Linked DNA regions of Homo sapiens: regions 2, 3, 4, 5 and 6 are each linked to region 1. A link is a loop called in an ENCODE intact Hi-C map of the cell type or tissue named here. Cell type or tissue: PC-9. All regions are shown on one strand. Region 1 overlaps ASCC1 (activating signal cointegrator 1 complex subunit 1). Region 2 overlaps ASCC1 (activating signal cointegrator 1 complex subunit 1). Region 3 overlaps SPOCK2 (SPARC (osteonectin), cwcv and kazal like domains proteoglycan 2). Region 4 overlaps ASCC1 (activating signal cointegrator 1 complex subunit 1). Region 5 has its middle 39 kb from the start of SPOCK2. Region 6 holds the start of DDIT4 (DNA damage inducible transcript 4).

The links. Peaks named below come from ENCODE experiments on the same cell type or tissue, not always from the same donor. Only the 100,000 strongest peaks of a DNase experiment are listed, where the experiment ranks them.
Region 2: a loop joins it to region 1, with 6 times the contacts of the local background. A loop is called at or near these places in 6 of 110 quality-filtered maps.
Region 3: it touches region 1 in a loop (14-fold over the local background); 5 of 110 quality-filtered maps call a loop at or near these places.
Region 4: a loop joins it to region 1, with 4 times the contacts of the local background. A loop is called at or near these places in 7 of 110 quality-filtered maps.
Region 5: a loop joins it to region 1, with 6 times the contacts of the local background. A loop is called at or near these places in 2 of 110 quality-filtered maps.
Region 6: a loop joins it to region 1, with 7 times the contacts of the local background. A loop is called at or near these places in 2 of 110 quality-filtered maps.

What each region holds. Positions count from the first base shown.
Region 1 is chr10:72,168,808-72,172,807 of GRCh38, forward strand. The region is part of intron 5 of ASCC1 (activating signal cointegrator 1 complex subunit 1); the gene reads right to left. Among named protein-coding and RNA genes, the nearest start is that of ANAPC16, 45 kb to the right of the region's middle. In PC-9, no CTCF peak of the experiment used is centred here; DNase peaks (open chromatin) are centred at 1,645 and 2,484; H3K27ac peaks cover 2,177 bases.
Region 2 is chr10:72,105,657-72,109,656 of GRCh38, forward strand. All of the region lies in intron 9 of ASCC1 (activating signal cointegrator 1 complex subunit 1), which reads right to left. Among named protein-coding and RNA genes, the nearest start is that of SPOCK2, 19 kb to the left of the region's middle. In PC-9, no CTCF peak of the experiment used is centred here; DNase peaks (open chromatin) are centred at 1,475, 1,905 and 3,945; H3K4me3 peaks cover 403 bases; H3K27ac peaks cover 4,000 bases.
Region 3 is chr10:72,078,649-72,082,648 of GRCh38, forward strand. All of the region lies in intron 1 of SPOCK2 (SPARC (osteonectin), cwcv and kazal like domains proteoglycan 2), which reads right to left. Among named protein-coding and RNA genes, the nearest start is that of SPOCK2, 7.9 kb to the right of the region's middle. RefSeq lists an enhancer at 2,129-2,913. In PC-9, no CTCF peak of the experiment used is centred here; DNase peaks (open chromatin) are centred at 2,123 and 3,503; H3K4me3 peaks cover 1,045 bases; H3K27ac peaks cover 3,915 bases.
Region 4 is chr10:72,096,373-72,100,372 of GRCh38, forward strand. ASCC1 (activating signal cointegrator 1 complex subunit 1) reads right to left here. Exons shown (of 10, transcript NM_001198800.3): 10 at 1-1,078. The coding sequence ends at 962. Among named protein-coding and RNA genes, the nearest start is that of SPOCK2, 9.8 kb to the left of the region's middle. In PC-9, no CTCF peak of the experiment used is centred here; a DNase peak (open chromatin) is centred at 1,579; H3K27ac peaks cover 3,118 bases.
Region 5 is chr10:72,047,180-72,051,179 of GRCh38, forward strand. No RefSeq gene overlaps it. Among named protein-coding and RNA genes, the nearest start is that of SPOCK2, 39 kb to the right of the region's middle. In PC-9, CTCF peaks have their summits at 1,551 and 1,753; a DNase peak (open chromatin) is centred at 1,562.
Region 6 is chr10:72,273,101-72,277,100 of GRCh38, forward strand. DDIT4 (DNA damage inducible transcript 4) reads left to right here and starts at 824. Exons shown (of 3, transcript NM_019058.4): 1 at 824-960; 2 at 1,057-1,321; 3 at 1,595-2,936. The coding sequence starts at 1,117. The coding sequence ends at 2,088. DDIT4-AS1 (DDIT4 antisense RNA 1) reads right to left here and starts at 611. Exons shown (of 2, transcript NR_186445.1): 1 at 1-611. RefSeq lists enhancers at 1-368, 1,079-1,198, 2,467-2,990. In PC-9, CTCF peaks have their summits at 1,823 (motif pointing right) and 2,023; DNase peaks (open chromatin) are centred at 701, 1,791, 3,121 and 3,901; H3K4me3 peaks cover 3,882 bases; H3K27ac peaks cover 3,861 bases.

The DNA of each region.
Region 1 (4,000 bases):
TCTGCAAGCCAGGAAGAGGCTATAGCAGAAAGCAACCCTGCCAGCACCTTGATCTTAGTCTTCCAAGTTCTAGAGCTAAGAGAAAACAAATTTCTATTGTTTAAGCCACCCAGTCTGTGGTATTCTATGACAGCAGCCTGAGCAGATTAATATACCCAACAATCCTACTTCTAGGAATTTATCCTGAAGATACATCAACAACGTAAAATATGTATGCATGAGGTTAGACATTACAGCATTACTGCAGAACACTTAAATGCTCAAGTATAGAATGGTTGCAAACTATGTATAAACACATGTATACAATGATCTGGAGTGATATTTCAGGACCTATTATTAAATGAGAAATGCAAAGTGCAGGACAGGGCGGGTTGCCTCACACCTGCAATCCCAGCACTTTGGGAGGTCAAGGTGGGCAGATCACTTGAGACCAGCCCGGGTAACAAGGTGAAACCCCGTCTACACAAGAAATACAAAAATTAGCCGGGTGTGGTGGCACATGCATGCCGGTAGTTCCAGCTACTCAGGAGGCTGAAGTGGGAGGATCACTTGAGTCCCAGAGGTCGGGGCTACAGTGAGCTGTGATAGTGCCACTGCACTCCAGCCTGAGTGACAGAGCAAGATCCTGTCTCAAAAAAAAAGACAAGTGCAGAAGAGCTTCTATACTTGCTACCATTTAAGAAAGAAGGGAAAATAAGAAAACATACATTAATATATATATGCTTATTTTTACAAAAAAAACACAGGACAAATAAACCAGAAAACAATGATATTGGTCACCCACAAGGGATGAAGGAGAAAGGGGCAGAAAGAATACAAGAATGTGTGACACTTCTGGGTATGTATGCCTCTTACATAGTTTTGACTTTTGGAAGCACGTTAATGGTCTACATATTCAAACATAAAATAAACAAGTATGGAAAAGGGAAAGAAACCTAATTTGAAAGTAAACTAAAAATAAACCCAACTGTATTTTAAATGAATATCAAATCCACACTAGAGGGGGTTAAGAAAGAATCAACAAACACAAGGCCGGGCGTGGTGGCTCACGCCTGTAATCCCAGCACTTTGGGAGGCCAAGATGGGCGGATCACCTGAGATCAGGAGTTCGAGACCAGCCTGGCCAACATGGTGAAACCCCGTCTCTACTAAAAACACAAAAATTAGCAGGGCATGGTATCACGTGCCTGTAATCCCAGCTACTCAAGAAGCTGAGGCAGGAGAATTGCTTGAACCCAGGAGGAAGACGTTGCAGTGAGACAAGATCGTGCCATTGCACTAAAGCCTGGGCGACAAGAGTGAAACTCCGTCTCAAAGAAAAAAAAAAAAATCAGGCAAGAATCATTAAAGGATGTTAAATCTAAGGAGAAATTTTGTTGAGGAGCAGAATATTTGCATAGTCTTAAAATGTCCTCTTCTAGACTGCTTATCGGTTGAAAGGTAAAAATATAGTAACTATAAAGAAATTAATCAACACTGACTGGATGGTGTCAAAATTAACATCACCAATGAGGGACACTGTATACTCTAAGAAGGACACATTATCACCTATGCAATGCTCCATCCAGGAATGCCTAAGTCTACTCATGAGGAAATGCCAGACAGATCAAAAGTGAGAAGCATTCTATTTAAAAAGCCAATGTCAAGAAAGACAAAGAGCCGGCGTGGCACCGTGCCTGGAATCCTGGCTACTCAGGAGGATCACTTGAGCCCAGGAGTTCAAGGTGCAGTGGTGCTCACAGCACCGCACTACACCCTGGGTGACAGCAGAGTGAGACTGTATCTCAAAAAAAAAAAAAAAAAAAAGAAAGAAAGGCAGACAAAGAAAGCCTGTGGAAATGTTCCAGATTCAAGGAGGCTAGAAACATGACAATTAAATACAACACCTAATCCTAGACTGAATCCCAAACTAGAGAGGGAAAAAATGCTACAAAGGATATTACTGGATTAAGTGACAAAATTTGAACGTGGATGGTAAATTAGATAAAACTATCAATGTTAAACGTATTGAGGTTGAGAACTATAACATTATTATGCAAAAAAAAAATTTTGCCAGACACAGTGGTGCACGCCTATAGTCTCAGCTGCTCAGGAGGCTGAGGGGATAGCTTGAGACCAGGAATTCAAAACTAGCCTGGACAACATAGCAAGATCCCACCCCCCCCAATATTTTTAATTAAAATATTTTGAAATATTTAGGGTTAAAGGGCTATGACATGTGCAACTCACTCTAAAGCAGTTGAGAAAGATAAAAATGGAATACGAAAACAAATAGTGAAATATTAACAATAGGTGAATCTGAATAAAGGATACTATTCTTTTCTTCAACTTTTCTGTGAGTTTAAAACTACTTCCTGTATAAATTCTCTATTGGTGCTATAACAAATTACCACAGACTTTGTGGCTTACAACAATACGAACTTATCCTACCATCTTCTGGAGGTCAGAAGTCTAACATGAGTCAGCAGGGCTGCATTCCTTGCGGAGGCTCCAGGGCAAATCACTTCCTTGAGCTTTCTAGCTTCTAGAGGCTACCTGAATGTCTTGGCTCAGAGTCACATCACTTCAATCTCCACTTTAATCGTCACCTCTCCTTCTCTGACTCTGACCTTCCTGATTTCCTCTTTTTTTTTTTCTCAGACGGAGTCTTGCTCTGTCGCCCAGGCTGGAGTACAATGGCAAGATACCAGCTCACTGCAACCTCCGCCTCCTGGCTTCAAGCAATTCTCCTACCTCAGCCTCCTGAGTAGCTGGGATTACAGGCACCCGCCACCATGTCCAGCTAATTTTGTAGACATGGGGTTTCACCATGTTGGCCAGGCTGATCTCGAACTCCTGACCTCAAGTGATCTGCCCACCTCGGCCTCCCAAAGTGCTGGGATTACATGCGTGAGCCACCGCGCCCAGCCCAACTCCCTTATAAAGACCCATCTCAACATCCTTAACTTTATCACATCTCAAAGTCTCTTTTGCCATAAAAGGTAATAGTCACCGGTTTTGGGATTATGATGTGAATATCTTTGGAGGGCCATTGTTCTGCCTGTCACATGCCCCCTTCCCAAAATGTTTTTTAAGGCATCTTTGGGGAAATACACTTGGGTGATAAAACTAAAGAAAACTAAGGATGTGATTACTGTAAAAGTTGGGACAGTGGTTACCCTTCAGGGGAAGAAGACAAAGGCAAGACAAGGAAGTCTAGGGTGCTGATAAGATTGTATCTCCAGCCTACACGGTGGTTATAAAAGCATCCATTTGTTCTGTATCGTCTTCTGATGTGTGTTACATTTAACAATTTTGAAGTTTTTTTAGAAAAACTCTAAGCACAAGGCTGGGTGCAGTGGCTCACGCCTGTAATCCCAGCACTTTGGGAGGCCGAGGCGGGCGGATCACGAGGTCAGGAGATCGAGACCAGCCTGGGCAACATGGTGAAACCCCGTCTCTACTAAAAATACAAAAAATTAGCCAGGCCTAGTGGTGCACAACTGTAATCCCAGCTACTTCGAGGGCTGAAGCAGGAAAATCGCTTGAACCCGGAAGGCAGAGGTTGCAGTGAGCCAAGATTGCACCACTGCACTGCTGTCTGGGCAAAAGAGCAAAACTCAGTCTCAAAAAAAAAAAAAAAAAAAAAGAAAAACTCTAAGCACAAATAAAAGAGGAAACAGTTTGTTTTTAAGCTTTTATAGATGTTGGGCTTTTTTTTCTTTTTTTCTTTTTCTTTTGTAGAAATGGGGTTGCGCTATGTTGACAAGGCTGGTCTTGAACTCCTGGCCTCAAGTGATCCGCTGGCCTCAGTCTCCCAAAGCGCTGGGATTACAGGCATGAGCCACTGCACCCAGCCCAATGTTGAGATGTTTTAAAGGTAAAATTACACTAGTTCCTCTAAAAATATATAATATATATATTATATATAATATTTTTATATTATATATATTACATATATTATATATTTTTATATTATATATTATATTTTTTATATTATATATTATATATTATATTTTTA
Region 2 (4,000 bases), 63 kb before region 1:
TCTGTGAAGCCTACCATTTTCAGTTTGTACATGTTTCTTTCCTAGGGAGAACACAAAGGGAATTATTGATTTCTGGTAATGTTGTGGTATACACTGAAAGAAAACAAATAGCAAGATTTAAGGGCTCACTGTGGTTATTTTTCCTTGCATTCGTTTCAAAGCTTCTACTCCTTCCCCATTGCCCTGTGACACAGCCATCAAAGACCAGAAATAACTCCAAATGCAACAAGGCTGCCAAAATGAAACTGGCAATCTCAAACAGAGGTGGGGAGGAGGGTGGAGAGGGGCCTTTTCTTATATCTGTGACCTCGGGCTATAGAACCGAATAAATGGCCAGTCCGCAACAGCACAGTGACAATCTGCTGGGGATCCCTGCTCACTTGGCTTTCCCAAATGAGGCTCGCTCTTTTCTTCAATCTTAGACAAAGCTGTGGTTACTCTCTTCCAAGATCCCTCTTTTAAGAAAATCTACTTCTTGTGCTGGTGGCCTCGGTGAACTATTTGCTGTCTCAATACTACTTGAATAAGAAGAAATTCAGTTTTGAAGTTAAAAATGAAAATTCAAAATATTCAAGTCTTACGCTATTTATAATCATTCTTGACACACATGAGATAAACCAACCTTTAGAATATAATCTGATGCAACTGAAAGTAAGTACAGGGGGTTCAATTAATTCAAGTATTTAGAAGGATGTTCTAGGTCATATTTCTCTCTAAGAAAGGATGCTATTGTTCTCATGTATGGCAATCAGACTTTTGAAACTCAAAGCAGAGTGAATAGGAATAGCAAATGCATGCTACTTTGAGGTTTTCCCAGTGTTTTTCTTCCACAGCCTGTTTACCAACTTCTATTTCTCACAATTATCCCGTTTATAGATAAAAGTAGTAACACTATTTTGTACTTAATAATAACACTTAACCACCTACCTCCCTATGAGGGATGGTATGAACAGAAGACAGGCTGACAAGTACTTTGAGCTCTTTGGGAAGGCACTCCCAGTATGAAGCCTTGCTGTGGTTAAATAACACCTTTCATCTAAGGATCTAAAAGTGTCTTACAAAGCCCAGCTCATTAACTCCAAAAAAATTGCTATGATATAAACCAGAGCTGAGCATTATTATCCCCATTTATATAAGAAACAGGGACAAGCTAGGACCACTAATACTGTCAGAGAAATTTAAGAGTTCCTGGGATGAGGCCTAGGATACAGGCCAGTGGAAGGCCACGTCCACAAGGCAGTGTGTATGGGCCTCTCAATTCCAATAACAAATATGTACCAAAGAATGCCAAGTGGGGAAGCAGGTCCATCCTTAGGCTGTGCATATACAACCAGATAGCAAAGAATGAGGAGCAAATGATGTGAAAAGCTATCATCACAGCCCTTGGAAGATCCCAATTGCAAAACATCAAAACAAATAATGGTATATTTCAGATGCATTCCTCATAAAAGAGGCATGTAGGTACAGGACTAGTATGACTTCAGGGAGCAAACAGAAAGATACAAATACCAGACTAAAAATATAATCGATTTTGAAAAAAAAAAAATCAAGGTTCTTCGTATGTCATGTTACTAATCTCACTCAGAATTAAGATCACTTTATTGGGAGTTAAGTCATCAAAAAGAATTAAGTTCACAAATAAGTTACCCCCCCCCCAAAAAAATAAATTTTGTTTCAAAGTTATGTTTATTAAAATTCCTCAAACCTAAAAAAAAAAAATTCTGAGTTTCTGCCAAATACCGTGCATTTGTCTTCTGGGCCACCTGTGAGATTACTTCTGAGGAGACCAAATGTGGGAGGTAGGAAGAGGCAAGAAGGAAATGGAGATCCACCACATCCGGGGTCAAAAAAAACCTTCCATCTACTTTAAAAATACTCACATGGGCTGTGCCCAAGTGGATTCTTTCTAAACATCATCACAGAAGAATGTAATTGAGTCTGTTTACCCTAAGGTAAGTCATGCTCCTCTACACACAGACACACATACCTTCACCTAGGTACAAAAAAATTGATATTTCTTTTCTACTGAAGAAAGGGCACAAAAAGTTTCTTGGGCAGACTAGACGTTTTTAATGCTTTCCTATTGTGAAAATAAGTAATTCAAAATCTAAGCTGTTGGAATCTTAACATATTGTAAGGCTTAAGGGAATGTGATTATGTGAGTCACTTAAACTTGTATCTGTAACCTGGGCAGCTGTAACTGTTGTTTTTCTGATTATAGATTAGCCTTTTTCCTCACCTACACTGTTTTGTAAATGGTTGTAAATGAATAAACAGTGCCAGAGAAGATCCCTTCCCTTTTAACTGTTGATCTTCATTTTGATTAAACTTCCCTCTTACATTTCTCATACAAAGACTTAAAAGACTATCACATCATCTAGGATGGTATGTTAAATACTTTCTTTTTCTTTTTCTTTTTCTTTTTTTTTTTTTTTTTTGAAACAAGGTCTTACTCTGTCAGCCAGGCTGGAGTGCAGTGGCGTGATCACAGCTCACTGCAGCCTCCACCTCCCAGGCGCAAGAGATCCTCCCTCCTCAGTCTCCTGAGTAGCTGAGACTACAGGTGCATGCCACCATGCCTGGCTAATTTTTGCATTTTTTATAGAGACAGGGTTTTTCCATGTTGCCCAGGCTGGTCTCAAACTCCTGGGCTCAAGTGATCCTCCTACCTCCACCTCCCAAACTGCTGAGATTACAGGCGTGAGCCACCATGCCAGGTCCTACACTCCTAAGTTGGAAAGGAAGTGAAAACAAGCTGTACAGAAAAGAAAACAAACTGTAATTAACTAAATTATAGCTCATAAACCAACCTTGTATAGAAAATGTTATAATCCTACTAAATTTGTTTTCTGCCTATATAAGCAGGACCTTAACTTTTAACTTTAAGCACTGACCTCATTTCTGTGAAGTCCCTGTTTCCCAAATGGCCATTCCCAGCTTTTCACTTGAATAAACTTTTAAAAACTGAGTTCTGATCCTTTCCATTATTGCTGGTCGACATTATCAATGACTACAGACCCACTCCCTCCCCCAATTTCTCCATCTTTAAACAGGGATGATCCTTTACAAAGATGTTCTGCAGTTAAAGATAAATTATAAGATGAAATTTTGAGCTCTGATTATTATTGTCACTCACTGACTATAATCTCTAATGCATCACTGCAGGAACCAAAATGCAGAGTATCCTTAAAAGAAAAAAGGAAGAAGGTTTATCAGGTACTCTGACAGCTTACAGGCTCTACAGTCATTATCTGGTCTCATAGGGCTGTAATATTTTTAAAGACCAAAATAGGAACATCTACTTCAGAATAAAAGACAATGAGGGTGGCAGGTAGTGACTATCCTAGAGTCATCTCCAAACACAGCTTAACTCTGCCCAAGATGCCACTTTTAATCTGAAACATCAGACTGCAGTGATCAGTGGTGTGAGAGCCAATAATATTATAGTAGCTAATAATAGCCAATAAAAGAGAGGACATAATGCCCTTCCAGAAGGCCTGGGGCACCTCAGATCCAAGGAGAAAGGTCAAGGGCAGTCTGTGGGAGGAGCAATTCTTATCAACATCGTGGCCTCTATTAGGAGAGCAGCAAAAAGGCTGTTAAGTCAGTAGAACAGCTGTGATTTTTCAACCCATCAGCAGGCCACTCCTGTTTTTGTCTCCATTAAAATAGTACCAAAAGGCTTGTGTGTCCCCAGAGCCCAAGTCCCCTCTCCACTGACTGAGATGGCATTCCTTGCACAGAATGGGAACAGCAACTTCCCCTCACTCATCCTGCTCTCAAATCACCTGCCTGTCTTGCTGCAGTGAGCAAGAGGAATGCTCAAATGAGCATTAGCCTGACCTAAGGATGTGCTGGCAGAAGGCAGACAAACAGAGCCAGGGAGGGAAGGCTTGAAAACTTCCTTCAAATAATCACTCAGGGATGCACTTTGGGAATTTGGCCTGAGGCTCACTGCTGATGTAAGGATTATCAAGTTTAAGACTGCTGGTAAGGCCAA
Region 3 (4,000 bases), 90 kb before region 1:
CTGGCTACCCCAGCTCCAGGTCCTTCCTGCAAGGTTCCAGCATGGCCAAACCCCAGCACAGCTGTCTCCATCCAGAATGCAAGTTCACATCAGCCCCAGAATTTCTACTCATCTCCCAAAACCCAGCTCAGCCATCATCTTCCCGAGCCCCACTCCTTATCCTTCAGGCCAGCTGTGCCTCACAGAAGTCTACCATTGTTCCAGTGACACCAGGCAATGTCGCCTCTGCCTCACTCCGCCCTAGTTAAATAGCCAGTTCCTTGAGAGCAGAGACCATGTAAATTTCTTCTCTCTATGCCCAACATCTAGTACCTAGTAATACACACTCCTAACAATAGCTGACATCTTTATAGCAATTACCACGTGGCAAGCATTATGCTAAACACTTCACATTCATTGGCTTGTTTCCTCTTCACAACAGCTCTAAGAAACATTACTATTATTATCTCCATGTCTCAGATGATAAAATTGAGGCTCAGAGAGGTTAAGTGACTTAGGCAGGGTCACACAGCAATTGCACAGGAGAAGAGTGCTGCACCCAGAACTGTGATTCCAGAATCCGTGCCCCTAACCAGCACTCCATAAATGTTAGCTGATGAAAAAAGTCCTAGGCCAGGGGTGGGTCCCAGGAGGCCCAATCCCAGCCCACAGGTGGTTTCTCCTACCACACCAACTCTGCTTCAAGTCCTAGGCAGGGAGTTTTGCAGCCAGGAGAGGAGGGTCTGGTGGTGGAAGGGGAAGACACCTGGGGGCCCCCGTTCTCCAGGCATTTTTCAGAAACCCCTTCACATGACCCCTGGTTCAGCTGGTTTGGAGCTAACCCATCTTCAGCTTTGATCTCTGCAGCTCAGCTCAGTTGCCATGGAGACGGTGCCCACTGAGCCAAGCTGGGGGAGACAGCAGTGAGTGCGCAGGCCTAGTCAGGCTTAGGGGGCACATGCTGGGTGTTTCCAAGTGCTGTTTACTTCCTGTCATTTTAATTAGCACCCAAATCACCCGCTCACTTCACAGCTTGAATTAACCCAATCTCTCCCAGCTTCTCCATCTGGTATGAAGCTTGGGACCTAGCAGCGAATCAGCAAAGAAGAGCAGCCCTCCAGACCCTGGCTTATGGGGTCAAGATCCACCTGCTTCTTTGCAGCACAGTGTGACAGAGAGACCTCACCCCCTACACCCCTCACCACCAAGGACTCAGGGGCCTGGGCTCCTGCTTGGCCTTGCCACTGACTGCCAGCAAGTGAGTCGCTTCCCTTGCTGGACTGGCTTCCTTGGCTGTAAAATAAGGATGACCCCCTTGCCTTCCCCTCTGAGCTGCAGAAGAACCCAGGCAATCATGTCTGCAAGGGGACTTTGTGAACTGAAGCTCCATACTTTCAAAAGACACAAGACAGGACACCTGAACCCCGGGTTCTCTGGCACACACCCGGGGAGCCTAGGGACAGGACTGGGCAGAGGTTCTGTAGGGTCTCAGTGTTACAAGGGGTCTCAATATGGACATCTGACATTGTCTCCACTTGAGGACACACAGCCAGAGGCACAGCGACAGGACGGAAAGAAGACAGTCATCATAAGACTGAATACACCACAATTTCCCTAACCCTGTTACGGCATTTCTTCATTTTTTAATAGATCAAGAATCTCTAAAAATGGAAGTGGGCCAGGCCTGGCTCAGCCTCTGAGAGGCCCTGTATCTGCCATTATTTTGGCCTCATTCCTCAGGCAACGGGGCCTGTGATGGAGGCCAGTCCACTGAAGAAGGCCCAGGACTGGAGAGAAGCTTGCCTCTGTGGCCTCCTCCTGCCCTCCCTGGAAATAGCCACAGGGCACAGACAGAAGGACTCAGAAAAGAGCAAGGTGGGGCCCAGTGGGGACACCTGGGATCCTCCTCCGCTGAGGATTAACACCCCATCACACACCTGGGAGAGGGCACCTGGGGAGGCAGTGTCCCTGTGAGGGGGTGGGGGTGGCTGGGAAGTGGGGGGCAGAGGGGCCAGTCATTAAATACTTGAGCCTCTCTTGGAGGGGGCGGCAGAGGCTGTGATAGGCCTGGATAAACAGAAGGAGACAGGCATCTAGAAGACTCTGGCCTCCCACCTCCTCTGCCCTCAGAGGAATTTCCTTGGAGGACAAAAATGTGCATATCATCACTCCCTGCATGCCAGGAGCCGGGCTGGGCCTGGGCTCAGGTATGCCTGCGCCAACACCCACCTGCTGCCCGGGCCCTGACCTCCCTGCTGGTCCAGTGGCATCTTGGTGGCTGCCCTAGTCCTTGGTCCCTGCTCCGGGCGGTGGCCCCAATAGTCCATAAAGGGCAGAGAACAGCGGGAGGTGTGAGGGGCCCGGGGCTATGTTCTGAGCTGCCTCAGGACCCTGGCTTCCCTCCTGGAACATGGGGGTGGGGGTCAGAATTCAAGCCCAGGGAGGTCTGAGGAAGACCCCAGGGCTGGAGCTGAGCCACAGGCCGTGGTGCAGGGGAAGAGCCCCAGGCCACAAGAGGAGTGGGGTTGCAGGTGCCTGCCCTTTCTCTGGCCCTGTTTCTTCACCTGTGAAATGTGGGGCTCAGTGCTTCTGAGTCTCCAGGATTCTGCTCCCCCAGTTCTTCCAAACTGAGAACTTGGAGATGAGCGGAATAGGAGCCCGAACGATTTCAGAGACTTCGCGTCCTCTGCCCTGTGCCAGGGGACAAGGGGTCAGGGAAGGAGCGAGCTGTTTGCATCCAGGCAGAGGTAAGACACCAGCTGGGCCTGGCTTGTCCTTCTATACAGGGCAGCCTTGACCGACTGGCAGGTGTTGGGGAAGACAGCAGGAGGGGGCTGGACGCCCCACCCTACAGAATCTGTTCTCTACCCGAGGGAGCCCTGTCTCCACCATCCACATGTCTGACAGGTGGCTGGCCCACTCTGTGGGCATAATATGGTGTGGGAGTGGGGAAGAGGCTCAGAGCACCCTCTCCACAGGATAAAGTGGGAGACTGGCTGTAGCCAGGGATAGGCACGGAGGGCTGAAGGACAGGGAGACGCGGGGACAGTCGTCCTTCACTTTATCATTCACTCCTTTATCCCACAAATGAATCACTGAAATTCAGGGAGCTGGGCTTGTTGCTGTGTTTGTCCCAACCTTTTGGGGTTCCGGAAGAGGAAGAGATCTCCCCAAATCACCCACACAATCAGACCAGCGCCCCAGCCCCTCTTTACTTGAACCCACAGCAGGGCTACTTGGAGAGGGGAGGGAGGGGTGCAGAGAACGGGCTGGATGAGATCCTGTCTGGCTCTAACATGCCACAGTGCACACGTTTACATTGAGCACCTACTGTGTGCCAAACACCCCATGCAATGCTCTGGGGATGGGGTGGTAAGGTACACAAGGCTGACTGTTCCCAGACCCACTCCTCAGGGGATCACGATGGGAGGAATGTGACAAACACACATTACAAATACCAGCAGAAGGACTCTGAAGATACAGCCCGCAGTGTAAGTGATGCTATGAGGCAGCATCCAACCTGTGCCAAATGAGTTATGGCCAATAAATGCTGCAGGAACCCCAAGGAAGGAGCCACACCTGCAACTGGATGCTGGCCAAGCCCTTGGGCGGTCAGAGGCTGGCACACTTCAAGAGCCACAGCCGGGCCAGGTCTGCACACTGAGGCTGGGCACAGTGGTATCTAAACTGTGTATGCAGGCATAGGCCTGGGCATACATTTTTCCCATCCACGGCTCTTAGAAGACCCACATTGCTCCTGCAAGGAGACGCGCAGAGACGGGGTTGTGGACTGCATATCTGTGTCCCCCCCAGACCCATATGCTGAAATCCTGACCTCCAATGGGAGTCGATTAGGAGGCGGGGCCTTGGGGGAGGGATTCAGTTTAGATAAGCCATCAGGGTAGGGCCCTCATGATGAGATTGGGGTCTGAATAAGAGGCTAGAGGCTGGCACAGTGGCTCATGTCTGTAATCCTAGCACTTTGGGAGGCGGAGGGGGGTGGATTGCTTGAGTCCAGGAG
Region 4 (4,000 bases), 72 kb before region 1:
TGCCTTGAAAAGTAAACAAAAAAGGGCTGCAACACTGCAACTCCATCAGGGGCATGGGAAGATGAGGGTGGGGATGGGGTGAAGGAACAGGAATCCAACAAATATTAAGAGGACAAACTTTGGTAGGAAAATGATAGACCAAGCAAAGTAAAAGGCAAACAACTTTAATGGTTATTTTGCTAAAGATAAAACTCTGGGTGGTAAAGGAATTAAAGGCAGAGTCTCAAAGAGATATTTGCACCCCCGTGTCTGTATTAGCACTACTCCCAATAGTCAAGAGGAAGCAAGCCAAGTGTTCACTGATGGAGGAACAGAGTGTGGTACGCACATGTAACGGAACATTCCATTATATGTATAATACAGGAAGGAAATCCTGTCACCTGACACAACATGGATGAACCTTGAGGACATTATGCTAAGTGAAATAAGCCAGTCACAAAAAGACAAGTCACTGTATGATTCCACTTATATGAGATACTGAGAATAGTCAAAACCAGAGAGACAGAAAGCAGAATGGTGGCTGCGGGGGCTGGGAGGAGTGGGAATTACTGTTTAATGGGTACAGTTTCCATTTTACAAGCTGAGAAGCCTATGGAGATGGACGGCGGTGACGGCCACACAGCATTATGAATGTATTAACAGTTAACGTTACTGAACTGTGCACTTAAAAATGGTGAAGACAGTATGTTTTATGAGTATTTTACGACAATTTAAAAATTAAAAGAAAAAAAACCAGAACACACTAAGGGTTATAGGCACAAATTCTCCTTATGCCCACCACCATCTCAGCTGGTAGTATGACGGGTGTAGACACCATTAGAGGCAATGGTGAATCTATGGGGAACCACCCAGGAAAGTCACCATCCAAATGTCCACATCCCTGCTTGGCAATTAAAACGAAGACACTTTTCTTCAGCACCTGGTGAAGATGTTTAGTTTCTAGTGCTTTCCAAGATCCACCTCAGGAGAAGTCAATTTGTCCACAGGAAGCGTAGTTTCCAAAGCTGTCTACGGTGAACCTCTGAGAGATGTGAATTGAATTCAGCTTTAGGGAGCCAAAGTAGAAGTTCTCAAACAACTGAAAAGGAAGAATAAAAACCCAGAATGAATATTTAAAGTATAGATGAAAATATTAAACATCAGATTATCTTGTAAAAACACCAAACCACAACAATCCCAACAAATCTCTCATGCTTTTTCTTTTCAGTGTTTACTCTGAATAATGATCCAGGAGAGGAGGGATGGGGGTGGGAGTGAGAAAAGAACAGCCAGCTCTTCTCTCTGATTAATTCTAAAGTCTCCCCTGACAAATGCACCAGAGAAAGAGGTTCTGAAAAGTCAAATCCGAAATTCATCTACTGACCAGATATGACCAAGAACTTATAGCAAACGCCCCATGGCCACACCCTGACTCACAGAGTCTGACCAGGCTGCTTCTGACTTCCAGTGACTGACCATGCAGGGATCTCGGCTTTGTTGCACCAGGGTTAAATTTGACGTAACATATATCTAATCAACGCCATTTGTTAGGAGCGCTGACTAAAATAAATAGAAGATAAGGCTCCTGACTCACAAGTGATTCAGACAAACCACTGAGGGACACAGAGCATGCACACACACACAGAACAACCCAAGGGACACTTCTACTGCCAACAGAACAAGTACAAGTGATTACTTATCAAATACCTTTATTAGACTTGGATTCAAGCCAGCGACCTAAAATAAATACTTTTTGCTATGATCCTGTACTTTACAAAAGCTTTCAAAAGTGTGTCAGAGTGAGGGATGAACCATACATACTCCAAGAGGGACTGGACTTTGTGATTACCACATTTATAAGGCAGGACCCAAAATGACATCAGAATTCATCCCAGGAAAATGCAGCCATAGTGCCTGAATAAGGAGCGTCAAAGAGTAAAGAGCGTACCTTCCTCTGTTAGGATGTAGGAATTGCTCTTTCTTAAAATGTCAGTACAATCCCAAGAAAGCCTTGGTTGTTTTTTAGAGATAGGGTCTCTCGCTTTGTTGCCCAGGCTGGAGTGCCTTGGATTGCAGTAGTGCAATCATGGCCTCAACTCCTAAACTCAGGCAATCCTCCCATCTCAGCCTCCCAAAGCACGGAGATTACAGGCATTAGCCACCATACCTGGCCCCAAGAAAGGCTTGTGACACATGTCCCCAACGATGCCTGAGGGGACCTTTGCACATGGACAAGTGACTGTCTTTTCACTTATTTTTATACAACCTCCACAAACATGGACCTTGGCCACCATTGCTTTTCCTCTTCCTGCAATTAATGGCCTAGCAAAATGCCTGAGGGTTCATTAAAGGCTAACTTTATAAAGCCCAGTAAATATTGATTCTTCAACATGACATCAACTTGACCCCAAAGATCTATTTAGAGGTTGTATGCTGCATTGTCTTGTGTTTCAGAAAGGTGATCAGCTCCTGCCTGCATTGATTTACACAATTAACTTCTCTTCCTGGCTTTGGCAGCCTGCTTAAACCATATCCACCCTTTTATGTAAAGAAATTCAGCCTGAAATGGTTATCTGCTAATCCCTTTGCTGAACACTAATTTGAAGTGAAAGACACGTCACTAAGACTGACAGATTTATAGCTCTGCAAACTGAAGCCTTCTAGGTACAGAAAAGCTATAACCAAAGAAGCAATAAAAGACAATACAAAAGAAAACTAAAAGGAAACTCATAATACTTTCAACAAGTTACTTTTTAAGGATTGGCAGCCTGTGAGTGCTACCTTCTTCTCTTTGTGCCCATGTTTTCAAGTAGTGGGGAGGCCACAGTGAGAAGCTGCAAGTGACCGACCCATGACTTCACTTCACCTTATGCAGATGGCCTACAGACAGCATGAATCTGCCAGGGATATTCTCCTACTCCAGGTTTAAGGAAATAGCAAATGTAGCAATCATGAAGTTAGCTGGGATGTGACTGCAATGCAATAACAGAAGAATTGAGAGAGATAACTAAACATAAATTCTCACATCCACTAAGGCAAGAGCAGGCTGTGGAAAGAGTGCTGGATTCTAAACGTATGCCCAGACATGTAAGCTGTGTGACTGTGGACAGAAGGCACCACCCACTGTACCAACCACAACAGGGGCACAAGATCATAATGGGCAAAGACCTCATAAGAGCAAGTACAAGGCCAGGCGCGGTGACTCATGCCTGTAATCCCAGCACTTTGAGAGGCTGAGGCAGCGGGATCACCTGAGGTTGGGAGTTCGAGACCAGCCTGCCCTACATGGAGAAACCCCGTCTCTACTAAAAATACAAAATTAGCCAGGCGTGGCAGCGCATGCCTGTAATCGCAGCTACCCGGGAGACTGAGGGAGGAGAATCGCTTGAACCTGGGAGGCGGAGGTTGCGGTGAGCCGAGATTGCATCACTGCATTTCAGCCAGGGCAACAAGAGAGAAACTCTGTCTCAAACAAACAAACAAATAAACCAAAAAAAAAGCTAGTACAAGTACCTTGTGTGCTCACTGAGCAGGGTTTAAAAAAAATAAAAAATATCTTGTAAACTGTAAAGTGCTATGGAAAATTAGTATTTCCGTAGCAATATGGTATTTCCGTATGGTATTTCTTATGATGTTTTTAAATATCTCTCTGCCATCATCACCCTTGTATTTATTTTACCTTTGTAAGTCGCCATGTTCTTTCATACCTTTTGATAATATCACAACAAATGGATTTCTCATCCAGACGTCCCTAGTGCCAGTGCCAATCTTCATGTCACCCTTCCTACCTCTGTTCTTGTCCTCTATGTTTATGATTTAGTAACAGATAATTTACTAGCAATTTTTCAGTTATCTTACTGCTTAGTTATTGTTATATCTTTTTTTTTTTTTTAGACGGACTCTCTCTCTCTCTGTCACCCCGGCTGGAGTGCAGTGGCGCGATCTCAGCTCACCACAACCTCTGCCTCCCGGGTTCAAGCTATTCTCCCTCAGCCTCCTGAGTAGCTGGGATTACAGGCAT
Region 5 (4,000 bases), 120 kb before region 1:
CTGGGCGCAGTGACTCATGCCTGTAATCCCATCACTTTGGGATGCCAAGGCGGGTGGATCACCTGAGGTCAGGAGTTCGAGGCGAGCCTGGTCAACATGGTGAAACTCCGTCTCTACTAAAAATACAAAACTTACCCAGGCGTGGTGGCACACACCTGTAATCCCAGCTACTCGGGAGGCTGAGGCAGAGGATCATTTGAACATGGGAGGTGGAGGTTGCAGTGAGCCGAGATCACATCACTGCACTCCAGCCTGGGTGACAGAGTGAGACTCCATCTCAAAAAATAAATAAACAAAAATAATAAAATAAAATAAAATACACCACTGAGTTTTACCCATACTATCTGATTTTTGAAAAATGAGTAGAGGCCGAGCACTGTGACTCACACGTGTTATCCCAGCACTTTAGGAGGCTGAGGCAGGAGGATCACTTGAGCCCACAAGTTCAAGATCAACCTGGGCAACATAGTGAGACCTCCATCTCCATTAAAAAATTTCTTAAAAGGTGGAAAACAGAAAAGTGGACCTACAGATGGAAATTATGGAAAAGGTGTTTGCTCCCACCCCTAAGACAGCTGAGGCTGAGACGAGTTAAGAGGGGCTCTCATCCGCCCATGTTGGATGAGAGTTAGCTGTGAGTTAGTTCTCTGGTGGAAAACAAAGAACAACAGCAACAATAAAAGAACAAATAAAACAATGTGTCTATCTAAAGTATTTTGGGATACAGTTATACAATGCCTGGGATTTGCTTTAAAATATTCCAGCAAAGAAACAAAAAGTACATAGAGGGACCAAGATTTGTCATGAGTTGCTAATTGTTGAAGCTAGGGGTGGGTACATGAGGGGTGTTTGTTTGTTTGTTTATCTGTTTGTTTTCTGAGACGAAGTCTTGCTCTGTCACCCAGGCTAGAGTGCAGTGGTGCAATCTCAGCTCACTGCAACCTCCACCTCCCAGGTTCAAGCGACTCTCCTGCCTCAGCCTCCCGAGTAGCTGGGATTACAGGCGCATGCCACCATGCCCGGCTAATTTTTGAATTTTTAGCAGAGATGGGGTTTCACCATGTTAGCCATGGCTGATCTCAAACTCCTGACCTCAAGTGATCTGCCCACCTCGGCCCTCAAAGTGCCGGGATTACAAGCGTCAGCCACCGCACCCAGCCATGTGTCAATTTTCTTAAGTTAATTGATTGATTCATAATCAAGAAAAGTCTTCAAATGGTTATTGTTGGCTGTTCCTTTCTTTTCCCTGTAGTATTCTTTTGCTGTTTTTGAACTTGTTTTGTCTGCCAAGGGAGCAGGTATCTTTAGTGGACAAGGGGTACCAGTCATAAAAGATTAAGAGACAATTATGGAAGAGTAAATGTTAAATAGAATGAATTTTGGTCATTAGCCTAATCCCAGACCTCCCCCGATCCCATCCACTCCCTGACTTGAAAAACCTCCGTTGGATTTCCCTGGCCACCTCCTGGGCCTGGTTGCCAGAGGCGTTTTCTGACGCAATGCCTAGCACGCCCTCTGGTGGCTACTGGCAGAAGTGCATAGGTCCGTGCTGTCTTTCTGAGCTCACAGAAGCCAAGTTTTAGAGCTTCCACTAGAGGTCACAAACTGGTTGCTCTACAGGCTGAATGCGACCTATAGATGTGCTATCTATAAAGCATGAATATAGGGACCAGGTTCTTAATATGTTACCAGCATTTAAAAATCTAGATATTTTACGTACAAATCCAGATTTCTGGCTTCTTTGGAAAGCCAAGTCTGACAATGACAGGCAGAGACCCGCACTCTCCAGTTACCCGTCTGGCCTCTGTGGTTTATGTTCAGTTTCTCCAGCACACAATCCCTGTAGTGGGCGGAATAATAAGTCCCAAATATTTGTGTCCGCCAGGAACCTTGGAATGTGACCTTATTTTAGAAATAAGATCTTTACAGATGTAATTAGTAAATCACCTGAAGATAAAATCATACTGGATTTGGGGTGGGCCCTAAATCCAACAATTTATGTCTCTATAGGAAGAGGGAGAATACCAGCTGGGTGCAGTGGCTCACATCTGTTATCCCAATGCTTTGGGAGGCCGAGGAAGGAGGATTGCTTGAGGCCAGGAGTTTGGGATGAGCTTGGGCAGCATAGCAAGACCCAGTCTCTACAGAAATTTTTAAAAATTAACCAGGCTTGGTGGCTCACACCTGTAGTCCTAGCTGCTCAGGAGGTTGAGGCAGGAGGGTCACTTGAGCCCAGGAATTTGAGGTTACAGTGAGCTATGATCATACCGCTGCACTCCAGCCTGGGCCACAGAATGAGACCCTGTCTCAAAAAAAAAAAAAAAAAAAAGAAGAAGAAAGAAAAAGAAGAAGAAGGAGGACAAGAAGAAGGATAAGGAGAAAGAGGAGAAGAAGAAGAATGAGGAAGACGAGGAAGATAGACAGGCACAGAGGAGAAGGCCATATGGAAATGGAGACAGCCTAGAGTGAGGCATCTGCAGGTCCAGGAATGCAAGGATGGCTGGCAAACACAGAAGCTGGGGACAGGCCTGGCACAGATCCTCCCCAAGAACTTCAAGAAGGAGCCAACCCCACTGACACCTTGAGTTTGAACTTTTGGCTGCCAGAACTGTGGAAGAATAAATTTGTGTTGTTTTAAACCACCCAGTGTATGGTCATTTCTCATGACAGCCCTAGAAAACCAACATGCAATCCCCAGGAAACCCTTGCCCTTCTACAACATCCCGCAAACAGGCCTCTGCTCTAAAGCCTCAAGGGAGGGAGAGCTCACATCTCCCAGCTGAGTGATGGACTAATCATTGGAAAGTTCTTTCTGCTAAACCGGTACACAACACAAACAACACAAAATCAGGCTAGAGTCTATAAAAAGTGGGGGGAAGTGTACCTGGAAAACACTGAAAAAAAGTGGGTTGAAACAAGATCATAAAAAGAAAGAAACCCTGCTGGTAGTGGGATCAGGGAGGGCTTCATGGAAGAGGTGGCACCTGAACTGGGCTTCAAGGATGGCTATGACAAGACAAGCAGAAACTGGTGGGAGTGCAAGGCATATTCCAGGCGATAGAGCAGTGAAAGACCCAGAGGAGGAACGTGTGGGTCATGCACAGTAACATTCATCCATCCCTTCCTTGAATATTTCTTCACCAAGCAGTGAGCAATGAGCTTAGTTGGATGAAGTTATGTGGCCAAGTGGGGTCAGTAGGTTGAAATGAAACAGCAGAGTCTAAATCTTTACAAAATCCTGGGTCCCCAAGCATGCTAAATAAAGAATTTGACATTTACACACCTCCCCAGGGGTTTTCCTTCAAGCTATTTCACTCACCTCTTGTATAGAGAGGGCTGTTGGTTTTGTGTCTTTCCAGGGTCCCTTCCCCTGGTAATAGACCCATGCCCTGGAGGCAAGCATGGGCACATGACTGGCCCAGACCTGGCCAATCACTGCATTCCATCCACCTGGCAACAGTAACGGATCCAATCAGGGTCCTTCCCTGGGATTAATATGCAGATTTCGGGTGCAACCAGCTCTCTCTGTCTGCTGGGGCAGTCTTGTTCCCTGCTACATGGAGACAGCCCATCAGGAGTCAGACAGAATGAGGCCAACAGGTGAAAAGAAACAGTAAAGCAAAGACGGTCAGCATGGAGGAGCCCTGGGGTGCTGAACTCACAGTTGCCATCCCCAAAGACCTGGTTCCTCAAATTCTTCCTTCAATTCCAAGACTTGCTGCAGGATCCCCATCTTCTGTGAGAGCCAATACATTATTTCTCTGTCTAAGCCAGTCAGAGTTAGGTAGGTGTCTGTCACTTGCAACCAAAGGCTCTTGGCTGGTACAGTCCTGTTTCTAAAACCCTGCCCCTGCTGACCAAGCAACCAGTGAAAGCAAAGGGAGACGGTGCCCATCCTGGCAGCAGCCCTCTCTCCGGTTCAGACAGGTCACTCCAGGGCACTTTCTGATGGGTGCTTAGTGCTGAAAAGGGTGACGCTGAAAAAGCACAGGGATGTGAA
Region 6 (4,000 bases), 100 kb after region 1:
TCTGTGAGTCCGACTGCTGTGAATCCTCGCTTCCATCCCTGCACTGGGCGCTATGAACCCGGGCCCATCCACACTCCTCTAACCACTCTCCTCAAGCCCTCTCCTTGGGAGCAGTTGGAAGTGGAAGCAGATAGGGTTTGGGAGGAGGCAGGGATCCCCATTAACCTATGTCCTGGGCTGTAGAGTAACAGCCAGGATGGGCAGGTGGGGCCTTGGGGAAGGGGCAGCATGGTGCCCGGAGCTTCCCAGTCTGTGGACCCCACCCCCATATCCCGAGCCTTTGCAAAGCAGGGATAGAGGGGGTAAGGGCGCGAGGGCAGGCCGGGCTAACGTCTGCTCCTGCGCCGCCGTCCCACGGGCATCCCCCCCGTGTGTGCCCAGTTGTTCCCGAAGCTTTAGGATCCAAGACGCTGGGGGCAACCATTTTCCTTGCCCGCCGCCCCCTCACGCTTCCCTGCCTCTCCTCCTAGCCTGGTCACGGGCTGTCCCCTCCTCCAGCAATGCAACCCTATAATAAACAAGTCTTTCCTTGATCCTCCCCTGCCGCGAGCGCCCTCGGGGACCTTGGCAGCTGCAGCCGCCGCGGATCCTTTCCAGAAAGGGGGCGTGGCGGTGGGTCGGGGTTCGACTGCGAGCTTTCTGGGGCTCAATGGAGGCGGGGCCCGGCCGCTGTCACCGGGCAGGAGAGAACGTTGCTTACGTGCGCCCGGAGTCCATTGGCCAAGGCGGGCCACACTCCCGGGTCTGGATTGGGTCGTGGCGCAGAGAAGGCGTGGCCTCGCCGCGCTAGTCCTTATAGGCTGCTCCGCGCTGGTGCTAGGGCGCAGCAGGCCAAGGGGGAGGTGCGAGCGTGGACCTGGGACGGGTCTGGGCGGCTCTCGGTGGTTGGCACGGGTTCGCACACCCATTCAAGCGGCAGGACGCACTTGTCTTAGCAGTTCTCGCTGACCGCGCTAGCTGGTGAGTGTCCCTTCTGTGTGTGGGTCCTAGAGCTCGCGGTCTGGTCTGGTCTGGTCCCCAGACTGACGCCTGGTCGGTCCCCCTCTTGTCTTACAGCGGCTTCTACGCTCCGGCACTCTGAGTTCATCAGCAAACGCCCTGGCGTCTGTCCTCACCATGCCTAGCCTTTGGGACCGCTTCTCGTCGTCGTCCACCTCCTCTTCGCCCTCGTCCTTGCCCCGAACTCCCACCCCAGATCGGCCGCCGCGCTCAGCCTGGGGGTCGGCGACCCGGGAGGAGGGGTTTGACCGCTCCACGAGCCTGGAGAGCTCGGACTGCGAGTCCCTGGACAGCAGCAACAGTGGCTTCGGGCCGGAGGAAGGTGAGCGGTGGGCGGGTGCCGACGCGACTCGAGGGGCCGGGAAGGTGGGGAAGCCCCGGTGCTGGAAGGGGTCAGAGCCGCCTTGGCTTCCTATCCCATCGGGACCCAGATTGCTTGGGGGCAGGGGGAATTGGAGTATAAGGTGAGTGAGGCGGAAACTGAGGCACGGAGTGGGAAGGAGCGTTGGTTTCTTAAGGAAACAGCACCTCCCCCGCCTGTGCGTTTCGTTTTGAAGCCGCTCTAATACCCCTTCCTGTGTGCTCTCCTTTCCAGACACGGCTTACCTGGATGGGGTGTCGTTGCCCGACTTCGAGCTGCTCAGTGACCCTGAGGATGAACACTTGTGTGCCAACCTGATGCAGCTGCTGCAGGAGAGCCTGGCCCAGGCGCGGCTGGGCTCTCGACGCCCTGCGCGCCTGCTGATGCCTAGCCAGTTGGTAAGCCAGGTGGGCAAAGAACTACTGCGCCTGGCCTACAGCGAGCCGTGCGGCCTGCGGGGGGCGCTGCTGGACGTCTGCGTGGAGCAGGGCAAGAGCTGCCACAGCGTGGGCCAGCTGGCACTCGACCCCAGCCTGGTGCCCACCTTCCAGCTGACCCTCGTGCTGCGCCTGGACTCACGACTCTGGCCCAAGATCCAGGGGCTGTTTAGCTCCGCCAACTCTCCCTTCCTCCCTGGCTTCAGCCAGTCCCTGACGCTGAGCACTGGCTTCCGAGTCATCAAGAAGAAGCTGTACAGCTCGGAACAGCTGCTCATTGAGGAGTGTTGAACTTCAACCTGAGGGGGCCGACAGTGCCCTCCAAGACAGAGACGACTGAACTTTTGGGGTGGAGACTAGAGGCAGGAGCTGAGGGACTGATTCCTGTGGTTGGAAAACTGAGGCAGCCACCTAAGGTGGAGGTGGGGGAATAGTGTTTCCCAGGAAGCTCATTGAGTTGTGTGCGGGTGGCTGTGCATTGGGGACACATACCCCTCAGTACTGTAGCATGAAACAAAGGCTTAGGGGCCAACAAGGCTTCCAGCTGGATGTGTGTGTAGCATGTACCTTATTATTTTTGTTACTGACAGTTAACAGTGGTGTGACATCCAGAGAGCAGCTGGGCTGCTCCCGCCCCAGCCCGGCCCAGGGTGAAGGAAGAGGCACGTGCTCCTCAGAGCAGCCGGAGGGAGGGGGGAGGTCGGAGGTCGTGGAGGTGGTTTGTGTATCTTACTGGTCTGAAGGGACCAAGTGTGTTTGTTGTTTGTTTTGTATCTTGTTTTTCTGATCGGAGCATCACTACTGACCTGTTGTAGGCAGCTATCTTACAGACGCATGAATGTAAGAGTAGGAAGGGGTGGGTGTCAGGGATCACTTGGGATCTTTGACACTTGAAAAATTACACCTGGCAGCTGCGTTTAAGCCTTCCCCCATCGTGTACTGCAGAGTTGAGCTGGCAGGGGAGGGGCTGAGAGGGTGGGGGCTGGAACCCCTCCCCGGGAGGAGTGCCATCTGGGTCTTCCATCTAGAACTGTTTACATGAAGATAAGATACTCACTGTTCATGAATACACTTGATGTTCAAGTATTAAGACCTATGCAATATTTTTTACTTTTCTAATAAACATGTTTGTTAAAACAGTTGGTTGAGTCTCTCATCAGTACCATGAAGTGAAAAGGAGGGAGATGGGTGCTAGTGAAAGGCAGGTCTCATCAGGCCCTGGGGTCCACCTGTGTGTTCCTCCATCCCTTTCCGGGACTGCCTGCCAGCCTGGTGACAGAGGTATGTGTACCGTGTGCCATCTGTGCCAAGAACCCTTGGCCCTGTGCTGGCTGAAGCTACTAGGAGAACACACTGGAAACCCCTGAAGGTAGGGGGTGAGTCAGACCTCCCACCGAGCCAGAGTCTCCAGAGGGAGAGCTCACCTGGCTGCCCCGGTTAGAAGGCCCAGACAGGAGGGCCCACTGAGCCCAAGGTCTTTAATAAACAGTGAAAGAACTAGAAAATACCTTTTTTCTTTCTGGGAGAAAAAAATCAGTTGTTCTACCATCATGAAAATTACAAATCTTATCTCTGGATTTAAAAAGACTAAGAGGGGGAGTTTGAAAAATGCTACTTAGCTCATGCCTCTCACTGGACAAGGAACCAAGAGGGGCATGAGCTGCCACTGGAAGGAAGTCTGGACCAGGCAGGTGCAGAACTCCTTGCACACACACAGGTGAGGGAAGGAGTGCTAAGGGCTTAGAGAGCAAGGAAATAGCAGGCCTACCTTAACGATACCTTGGGTCACCCAGACGTCCTCTGTGACCTGTTGTCCCAGCCACTTGGGATGCTGAAGCCAGAGGATTGCTTGAGTCCAGGAGTTCAAGGCTGCAGCCTGGGTGACAGCAAGACCCTGTCTCTAAAAACAAAAGATGCATTGTGCATTCTGGGCCCTAAGTTCCTTGTCAGAAAAATTGGCAAATTGGAGTTGGGCCAGATGAAGCCCAGGGCCTTTCCCCCTTCTTCCCTGGAATTACATCCACCCACACCAACTGGCATTTGGAGAGTTTTTATCTCCCTTGTTTCTCTTCCTGGTCCCAGACAGGCCTTGTTTGCTCAAGACTAAAACAGTGGCTCTTGCACTTGAGCGTGTGTAATCAGATCACATGGGCCCTCCTGGAGATTCTCAGTGCATCCGGGCCAGGGCCCCAGGAATCTGCAT